Regions from separate parts of the Homo sapiens genome. Here region 1 is linked to region 2. Evidence: read pairs that join two places in POLR2A ChIA-PET (ENCODE). Cell type or tissue: MCF 10A. All regions are shown on one strand. Links, peaks and the distances in the headings refer to the core of each region. The heading gives the core; the rest is flanking DNA. Region 1 has its middle 68 kb from the start of NRBF2. Region 2 has its middle 130 kb from the start of NRBF2.

Region 1 (5,389 bases), core at 188-5,187, 60 kb before region 2:
GAAAAAGGAGCCAGTCTTGATATATGTTTGACATAATTCTGTGAGTGATTAACCAAAAAAAAAAAGTCAGTCATTCAAAGGTTCATTAATATATATTACTTTTACAATCATCTATGTGTCATCAGATATTTTTAACCTTTGTTAAGCTTGATTTTTAATTTACTGAAAGACACTAAATATTAATAACCATGAAAAATATACATTATTCTGTTGAATCACAAGTTGACAGAATGATTCATAGTTTATTCTAATCTTTTTTGTATAATGATGTGTATTAAAACATTATCTAAGTTATTTAATCAGTTTGTCATGTGGGAAATAGCATATATTTAACATATGGCTGTGAAAGATACTAATTTAAATACCACATCATATTTCTATTATTTTCAACTTCCATGTCATTGGCCATAGCAGGTAATCAGTGTGATGGTGCACAATTTACGTCTGACACAGGCTGATTTTTGTATGCAAATGTTCTTTTTTTCCTATTAAAACACTGAATTAGTCATACCTTGTTTCTTTTAATATTGTCATTTTAATCAGCTAACTAATGAGGGACAACTGGTATTAAACACTTATCTGCCGTGTTCATCAAAATAGTTAAGAAGAGGCACATTTGGAGAAATAATTGAAAATAATAAAAAGTTGAGTCAACTGCAAGGCAGTTTAATTTTGACTTGATAGAGGAATGTTGATTATTTCACCACAATTATCCTCCTAGTTGTTCCCTCTTTTAGCTTCAGTTGAATTGTGCTTCATTCACTCATTCATTCATTAAATTTTTCATTGAACCCTTCTCATGACAGGCATTGTGCTAGGTTCTGGGATAGAGAAATGAAATGACATGGCTCCTGGTTTCTCTTAGCTTACAATCTAGTGATGATCAGACGCTTACACAAATGCAAGCAGAGATGAGCTCCAACATGGAGTCTGGGCAAAGCACAGTGAGGCACAGAGAGGAGTGTCAAAGTCAGCCTGAGAGTGACTGGAAAGACTCCGCAGGGGCTGACGCTGACTTGAATGGAGACTCGAAGTGTGAATAACAGTTTCCCAGACAGACAACTATGGAGGTGGGAGTATTGGTGACAGGTGAGGATGGTATTCTAGAAAGAACCAACAGCATATGCAAAGGCTCAGAGGCTTATAAAGCAAGTTCCGGAAGAAGAGAAATTCACTCCTATCTCTATCTAGTGGATATGTACTAAAAAGTGTGGTGTGATAGAGATGTCAAGATTGCCTCAGGGTGCTGCATGCTGAACTATGACTTCACTCCAAGCCCAAGGGTAAGGCTGTTGATGTTTGACCTGCCATGGAGAGGAGTGGTTTTCTAACTGGAGGCTTATAGGAGAAGACAAGGATGGGGAGAACGGGTCGGGGTGATGCACAGGTGGCTCCTACTGTAACAAATGCCTGAACCATGCCTTGGAGAATTATATCTTCTTGTCAAACACTCCCCAGAACTAACCAAAAATAATTAGCTTCAATTTTTCCCATAAATTTTCAAACATAATATTGTAGACTGAATCAGGAAGCCTAGGTATACCGTACTTTGAAGCTATATTCATATTAGTGGGGAAAGCATCATAAGAAAGTAGACATTAAGAAGGGATTTGAAGAAAACGGGCAATTGGACTCAGGGTGTTGGAAATGGAATAATTTCTATGATAAGATTGTTGCAGGATTTGAAGGTAATGAAGTTAGGACAAAAGGAAAGTGATACCCGGAAGGAAAGATCAAACCTGCCTGTCATATGTATCCGAAATGCTTGACCCTGTTCTTGGGTGTGGGAAGTTGCTCCCAGTTGGAAATAAATGCTGTTTATGGATGGATGAGTCCAGTCCATGGTGAGGTCAAACATCATTTTCAGTGACTTGTTGCAACATTCATGATTAATGTTGATTTATTACTTGATCATTGTGTTATGTAAATAGGCGGCATCTTTTTTGTGTGTGTCTTGGTGTGATGCTGGTTTAATTGAGTTTGGGGATGGGGGGAGGAGGTGGGAGGTTCCAGGGTTAATACTGTTAGCATCTTCCTCAGTAGCAAACTCTTCTCATGATGGATGAAACAGTAGCAATAATCAGAGTAGCCAAACTGTTAATGGAATTCCATATGGGAAGGAGGGGTTTTATTATTATGGCAATTATATGACAGTAACAGAGAAGGATCTATAAACTAAAGAAAGTTAGTTATAAATGTTACCATGAATCAAAGATGGCAAAAAAGCATGCTAATTCGCTGACTGCTTAGCCAAACTCAAATTTTATTATTTTACTGAACAGTAAGCTCATTTTGTTAAACGCACACACACATAAGCACACACAAAGACGCACACACAGATTATTCAAATTAGAAGCAAATTTATACATTTTCTAGAATGACAGAAATTTATGCAAAATAAAAATGGGAAACTCCACATATAATTTCTATAATGAAAATGGAATTGTTTTATAACCATAAACTTTAATTAAATCCTAATTGAACCAGTATTTTATTTAAGTAGCTGGTTCATTATCTAGAAGCTTCTACTGGGGATTTAAGACTCAAAGTAGAAACAACTTTCATATCCCCAAAGAAAACACTCAAAGATTTACTCTACACTCAAAACTATAAGTGATGAAGAAAAGAATACCTGGAGATTCTGTGATTCTGAATAGATACCTGAGTTTCTAATGACCAAGGAATCTTTACCACCAATCTCCTTTTCTCCTGCGGAGTTACTGATACAAAAGAGAGTGGGAGGTGGGTGGGAGCACAAAGCCTCTTCAATTGTTATCAGATAGCTGTTCACAGAAAGGTCTTCCCAGAGTTTGCTGTGTAGAAAGCACAGCCCACACATCATCATTATTCATTCTTCCAGCTTAAGAGGCTTGTTTTTCGCAGATGTGCCCTTCCTGTTTGGCATTTGTAACTGTGGACTGTTGTTCAGTTGAAGAAAATGCGTCATCTAAATATGAACTGAGATTTTGAGCTGATTCATGAACACCTTTTGTTAAGTAAAACATAAAAAGGAGTATGGTTGCCAAAAATGAGGTACGCATCCCAGCAGAATTTTACTACAGTACATCCCACTAGGCATAAAACAAGAATACAACTGGTGTAATCACGGGAGACTTCCTCTTGGAGAAAGTGAAATACGAGTGACAAGGAACTTCCTAGAGAGGAGAAACAGACGATGTGCTTTAGCTTCCATTTTGCTTGTGTACACTCTATATTTATCTTGAAGCTTTTCCTATAGAGACTGTGGCATTATTTTTGGAAGCAACTCCCAGATTCATTCCTTAAAGCAAATTAACCTTACTCCTAGGCTTCGATTCAGGCATTTGTTTTAGGGAATGTTGTATCTACTCAAGCAATAGAGGGAAGGGAGCCACTGTCTTAGTCAAAATGACAAAAGGGAATGTTGTCATCACAGGGGATGCATTCATTCAGTTAACATTTATTGAGCACCTACTGTTAGCTTGGCAGTGTGTGCAATACATGCATGTTTGTGGAAATGATCTCTGGCCACCTCCATAACAGTTTAAGCTTCCTATGTCAGATGGTTAAAATAAATATGACCCAAGCAAATTTCGTCTGGGGATTCAGAGTCCAGGATTTTATTGTCACTAGTAGAAATTATGGAGATGGTAACAACACCTCAAGGAACATTTGCTTCAAAGCTGGTCTATTAGCTATCATGAGACAAAGTGGGATCACTCTGAAAAAGAACACATACATTTTCTCTCTTATGTCTTTTACTGCTTCCACAGTGAATCATCATCATCTAAGTTCACATTTGCATTTCACCAACTGGGAGGAAACAAACACTGTTGCCTTATTTTCTAACCAATGTTTTACAGAAAGGATTTAATTTTAGCCAAATTTTGGGTCTGATTTCTGGTTCTGCCTCTTTTCAACTCCATGACCTTGGATGAGTCACTCCTTTGAACCTGATTTTCCTCAAAGAAAAGACAACAAGCCCCTCCCCAAAAAACTAGAGGTTAATGTACAAGGAATGAGATAATGATTGCAAAAGCACTTTTAAAACTGTAGGCTACTTCAAAGTCAATTAAGCCAAAGGCAGGGAACAACTTTTTTCGATTAGCTACAATTTATTTAATTGAATTGAACCACTTAATCTTTTCTTTCTTAATTAGCATCTAGCTGGATGTTAAATTCCTAGATCAAATTAATGATTGGTTAATGTCCCAAATTCCATTCAGGATGTAGTTGTTACCTCTGTTAAAAATGCAAGTATACCTGAGCTGGCTGTTAGTCATTTACACCTTAGCATAACTGAAAAAAGATAAGAGGTTTATTTTAAAAAGAGAAGAAGAAATGTGTGAGGACTGCCTGGCTGAAGAAGATTGAACACCCCTAACAGGAGACGGAGGAGTTGGAAAAGATGTGTACACTCTCTTAAACTGTAATCCTGAAATTCCCAAAGCACTGAAAGTCAAAAGATACTTTTGTAACTCATTTGGTGACAAAACCTGACTTTACCGGAACTAATTTGGCCGCAATACCTGTCCCAAATGGATGCGAGGCTATTTAGATTCCTTATTTTCCCCACTCAGTGTGGCTGCCTATTCACAGGCTTTGCTGCAGAATATTAGTGCCTTCGATTATGATTTTAGGCTGTTTTTATTTTTTCCCAGGCTCTGCTGGGAATGTTATGTAGTGCAAAGTACAAAGTCTGAAAAACTTCACATTCAGGAAAACACCTGGCCCCAGTGATTTTGTTGAACCCATACAGATGCTTTGCACTGCCCCGATTACTTCCATATTATTTTTGTCTTACGCAGACAAGCCCTTTTAAAAGCTTGCCTATGACCAAGAGAAACAAGCCAGACTGCACATAAAATTAATACACTGTGTAGATCTAAAGAACACAGGATTATGTCCAGATGTGGTGGCTCACGCCTGTAATCCCAGCACTTTGGGAGGCTGAGGCAGATGGATCACCTGAGGTCAGGAGTTCAAGACCAGCCTGGCCAACATGGCAAAACCCCACCTCTACCAAGAATACAAAAATTAGTTGGGTGTGGTGGCGCACGCCTGTAATCCCAGCTACTCAGGAGGCTGAGGCAGGAGAATCCCTTGAACCTGGGAGGTGGAGGTCCCAGTGAGTCAAGATCACACCCTGCACTCCAGCCTGGGCAACTGAGCAAGGCTCTGTCTCAACAACAACAACAACAAAAAAGAACACAGGATTAGCTTCAGAATTGCCCCCATTTTTCCTTCTTGCATCTGTGTATTTCTTTTTGCCTTTTCCTTAGACAGTCTTGGACTTCTGGTTTCTCTATGGACTGTGTGTTCTAATTTTTTTCTTTTTTTCTTTTTCTTTTCTTTTTTCTTTGAGATGGAGTCTCACTCTGTTGCCCAGGCTGGAGTGCAGTGCTGCGAT
Region 2 (5,389 bases), core at 162-5,161:
TTGTTGGAGGGTGAAAAGATGACTGCTAATTCTTCCCCAAACTCCTTTCAGCAATGATGTCCTTTAAGGGGTGAGGGCGATCAGAAGTTTTGGGCCGAAAGGATAATGCATAATAAAGGCAGAGAGTGACACGAAATGAAACCCTTGTTGCCTGTCTACCTATAGTTAACCTTGTCTTCTCACCTGTGCTGCATGGAGACGCTCCCAGAAAGCACTTTCTCAGGAACTGATTGTTTGCTTTTGTGTATGCTAGACTGCCCTAAATTGGAAGTATTTTCAAAACTATTTTCTGGAGGGGTGGGAGGAAAGCTACAGCCGATGCCTTGCATGACAGCGCTACCTCTTAGCTACAAATTACTCATTTCAAACCCTGCGTTAGGCGGATGCCGCTTTGCCAATGGGGTTCTCAGGTTCTTACTCTCCTCTATGTATATGCCCTTTATGTCTGTCATGTTGGGTTTTGTTTTGTGACTATGTAAATCGGAGCCAAGGGAGTTTCTTTTTTCTCCATGGTTGGAACCACGGTGAGGCTTTCTCCACAATCCAGCACTTTATACACTTCTGCACTGTGTGGGCAGAAAGCAAGGCGGAGGGAGCTCTTGAATGCGATTTTCACCTGGTTTAAACAAGAGCTTTGATTTTTTTCCTGTTCTTAATCATTTGGGGGCTTGAAGTGAAAGCAGGATTCATAGAGTTTTTTTTTTTTTTTTTTTTTTTAAACTCTGTTTTGGGCTATAGCATGCTTGGATTTTAACACATTATTGATAAAAGGATCCCACAGACTTCTGGAATATGGTAGAATGCTGATTTTATTTATTTATTATTTAGTTAGTTAGTTAGTTTAGGGAGGTTTTCTGTCCTTTTCTGATGCATCTCTGTATGTGGCTAATTACAAAGGCCAACTAGATATTTTCTTCGCCAAACTAGAGCTGGCTGGAAAAAACTTCTCTCACATATTCATTTAGCTAACATTTACTGAGCCTCTACTATGTGCTTGTGCTTAGATCCGGGGATCCAAAGACAGATGAAACAAGGTCCTTGCCCTCAAGCGGCTGAAGGTCAAGACGAGGAAGACATGAGAAAGTGAACATTAGCTAGGAGGTGACCCACGAGCTACATTTTGAAGGGCAGGTAGCTTTAGCTAGGTGAAGAAGGTGGGGATAAGGTTTTTGTTTTTTTTTAATAGATTTTATTTTTTAGAGCAATTTTAGGTTTACAGCAAAAATTGAGCATAAGATAGAGAGAATTCCCATACACGCTCTGACCCCACCAAGGTGTAGACTCCCCCATTAAGTACAATTGTTACAACTGAGGAACCTACAATGACACATCTTTATCACCCAGAGTCTGTAGTTTACATTAGGATTCACTCCTGGTGGTGTACATTCTGTGGGTTTGGACAAATGTATAATGACATGTATCCCCCATTATAGTATCCTACAGAGTAGTTTCACTGTGCTAAAAATCCTCTGTGCTCTGCCTACTCATCCCTTCCTCCTCCCTCAGCCCTTGAAACCACTGTCTTTTGACTGTCTCTACAGGTTTGTCTTTTCCAGAATGTCGTATAGTTGGGACTATACAGTATATAACCTTTTCAGATTGACTTCTTTTGCTTAGTGATATGCATCTAAGGTTACTTCATGTTTTTTCATGGCTTGATAGCTCATTTCTCTTCAGCACTAAATAATATCCCACTGTCTGGATGTACCACAGTTTATTAACCATTCACCTGCTGAAGGCCATCTTAGATTCTTCCAACTTTTGGCAGGGCTAGGTATTTTAAGCAGATATGCTAGGACTTGTGAAGAGGATGAGAACAAGGTCCTTTTGGAAACTTGTACTTGGTATACAGAGTAGAGGGAAGTTTTATGCACAGTAACAGAGAAGGCTCATCCATCATCCAGGGGATCAATCCCAAACCATGTTGTGGGTCCTGTCACTTTTCCACCATTATAATGTGTCATCTTGTAGAGCTTGCTTAGAAACAGATATAGGAAAATCTTATTTCATATAATTCACAAGCTTATTTGGTTAATTTTTAACCTTACTTAAAAACAAAAATCTTCCTTTAGGATGATTTTAAGTTATGGGTTATGTTACAAAAATTAAGTGAAGGGAAATAGTAACTGGTGGGTTTGAGTAGTTTGGCCTACTTATGACTCAAAGAATTGTTTCGTTTTGGTTTTTGGTGAGAGCTCCATTGCATATTTTGGACAGAAGCCCAACTTTGGAGGTTGTTGTTGTTGGTGGTGGTGGTAGTAATCTATCCAATTTAGCTGAATGCTGGTGAGCCACCCTCCATTTCGAAATAAACTAAATAATAAGTGAGTCACTCTGAGAACATAGTCTACAGCCTCATTAACAGGAAAACAATTACTGTTCCCGTTCAATACTTTATGAACTAAGTGGAGTTTACATGACAGATGTAGTTATGCCTTTAGCATGCTTGTGATCAATCTGATCAATATTTCACTTAAATAATCTACAGGCACCTTAGTTTTTTTTCCTTGACAGACTTTATCTCTTAATTTAACAAACATTGTTTGATCTTGTGATAGTCTCTCTTAAACACACTTGAGTTATTCATGAGCTCTTTCAGTAACTGTGTCCCTAAGAAAGTCAGTTGTTTACAGCTTGGCGAAGTAGTATTTTATTTCCATTTGCAAAGGCACTTTGAAAAGTATAAGGTGTGATGTAAATGCCGACTATTATTATTCTATAATTTTTTGCTCCTTCTCCCCTTTTTTTCCAGGACAATGAAATAATTCAATATGGGGATCTCTGTTTTATACTGTTGAACTATTAAGAAATCATCTCATGAACATAGAGATGTTCATATGATTTGACTCAATAATCCCATACCTAAGGATAGTTACTAAATAAATAAATCCACAGAAATAAGTCTCTTTGCCGTTCACTGCTTGGTCGTAATGGTGCTATTTACAATAACGGGAGACTCAACTCAACTTGTAAGCTAACAAAGTAGAAATTCCAAACATTTAACATGATGGAAATGCTTTAATAACCAAATGCAGGAGAAAATACTATGTTGGCATGGTTTTGACGGTTGGCACAGAAAGTTGGAAAGAAGCTTATGATAGATTGTATGAAAGAGCAGAATATGAATTGAGCCATGTACACAATCATATAGAATGGATAAGCCTATGGGAAAAATTACGACATTAGAATATGGGAGAAGGGAATTGGAAGACGGAATTTATTGTACTATTCTTTACTGAAATGTTTCTTAATATTGATGTAATATCTTGTCAATGATTTTAAAATTAAAGCCTTGTAGGTCCTTAATCTAAAGAGTGCCCACAAAATTTCATACTTGTGGCAACCTTTAAAAGAAACTATTTGCTATGGGGTGACCAAAGGCATCATCACATTCAGAGCATATTTATTAGACATCATTCGTTTGTGGAGGAGGATTATTAATACTTGCCCTCTAGTGGCTTAAAGTTGTAAACAAACAATTTTGGCTTAGTTTTTGGTTGCTATTGCTAATGGCCCTGTTTGTGAGGATAAAACTGATATGGTTTGGATCTGTGTCCCCGCCAAATTGCATGTCGAATTGTAGTCCCCAGTGTTGGAGGTAGGGCCTAGTGGGAGGTGATTGGATCATGGAGGTGGATTTCTCATGAATGACTTAGCACCACCCTTTGGTACTGTTTTCAGTAGTGAGTGAGTTCTCAGGAGATCTCGTCATTTAAAAGTGTGTGGCACCTCCCACTCCTTTCTTTTGCTGCTCCAGCCCTATCTGTTCCCTCCTGGCCTTCCACCATGATTGTAATTTTCCCGAGGCTTTCCCAGAAGGTAAACAGATGCCAACATCATGCTTTCTGTACAGCCTGCAGAACTGTGAGCCAATTAAACCTTGTCTCTTTATAAACTACGCAGTCTCAGGTGTTTCTTTTCTTTTTTTTTTTTTTTTGAGACTGAGTCTTGCTCTGTAGCCCAGGCTGGAGTGCAGTGGTGTGATCTCGGCTCACTGCAACCTTCGCCTCCCAGGTTCAAGCGATTGTCCTGCCTCAGCCTCCCGAGTAGCTGGGGTTACAGGCGCCTGCCACCACACACGGCTGATTTTTGTATTTTTAGTAGAGACAGGGTTTCACCATGTTGGTCAGGCTGGTCTCAAACTCCTGACCTCAGGTGATTCACCAGCCTCGGCCTCTCAAAGTTCTGGGATTACAGGCGTGAGCCACCACGCCCAGCCTAGGTACTTCTTTATAGCAATGTGAGAACAGACTAATATAAAACCTTGCTGTAAAATGAAAACTCACATGGGTATGTCCAAAAAGCACCATATGGTCAGTGTCTCCTATCCTAAACCTGCCCGTTGTAGCTTTTTTGCCCACATTTCTGAGGGCAGAGCAGCATAGACATTGGGAACCTGGCCTCTGCAATGAAAAGAACTGGCTACGTGAACTGAGGTTCTGCCGCACACCCACCTGCTTGGTGACCTTGGGCACATTCTATCACTTTGCTTTCCTCATTTACTAAAAGGGGTAATAATAATGCTACCATGCTACATGGCATGTAAAGTGCTATTATCATTACTACTTTTCCACCACTGATTCTAAGGCTCTAGTGCTGATCTTGGTGCTGGGGATGAGCAGAGAAATATAAGATGTATAGGCTTTTAATGGGATTTTCAACTGCTTAAAGAGATAAGATCTATTTCCATGCAATGATTGTGAAAATACATAGTAAATGCTAAAGGAGTAATAAAATTATATATTATTGCTTCTAAGGTAGTATTTTTCACATTTTATGTCTGTATTATTGGGATGCATCTAATAAGTGATAATGATTTACTATTTGGCAGCCTAATTGGCAGCATCTTTTCATTTTTAGTGGTATATAAAATAATGTTACATCTTAAACTGATTCAGTGCAATGTGGTAGTTAGTACATATGTTAGTACATATGTTACATTTAAAAAATATTTATCAAGGACCAGGTAAAGGATAAAATGAGTTATAAGCATTATCAAAAATAATCCTCAGAGTAAGTTCTGTGAATTTGGGAAATGGGAAAACCATGGGAGAAATTATCAATGAATTTTAAGGCAGTGAGGTTATAAAGGATTCCTAAGGTCTGACTTGAACTAAGCTGCACAATAAGGAGAGCCAATTTGGATAAGCTGAAAGAAGAGGGGTAGGGATGCCGGGAATATTTGCTGTCAGTGAGTTGTGCTCGGGTTATTCATTCCTTAGTAGAATCTCTCCCATCCTTACTGAATTTTTTTTAAAGGGAAGACTTGGGACAGCTTTTCTTTAGTCTGATATCTTCTCTCATCTATTTTGCTTTTTTTTTTTGAGACAGAGTCTTACTCTGGAGCGCAGTGGTGAGATCTCAGCTCACCTTCACCTCCTGGGTTCAA

The links. ChIA-PET counts read pairs that join two places held together with the same protein. Peaks named below come from ENCODE experiments on the same cell type or tissue, not always from the same donor. Only the 100,000 strongest peaks of a DNase experiment are listed, where the experiment ranks them.
Region 1: POLR2A ChIA-PET joins it to region 2 with 8 read pairs; 3 of 35 experiments call an interaction of 5 or more read pairs at or near these places.

Annotation. Positions count from the first base shown.
Region 1 is chr10:63,062,434-63,067,822 of GRCh38, reverse strand. No RefSeq gene overlaps it. Among named protein-coding and RNA genes, the nearest start is that of NRBF2, 68 kb to the left of the region's middle. In MCF 10A, for the core only: no CTCF peak of the experiment used is centred there; a DNase peak (open chromatin) is centred at 2,942.
Region 2 is chr10:63,002,318-63,007,706 of GRCh38, reverse strand. No RefSeq gene overlaps it. Among named protein-coding and RNA genes, the nearest start is that of NRBF2, 130 kb to the left of the region's middle. In MCF 10A, for the core only: no CTCF peak of the experiment used is centred there; a DNase peak (open chromatin) is centred at 2,226.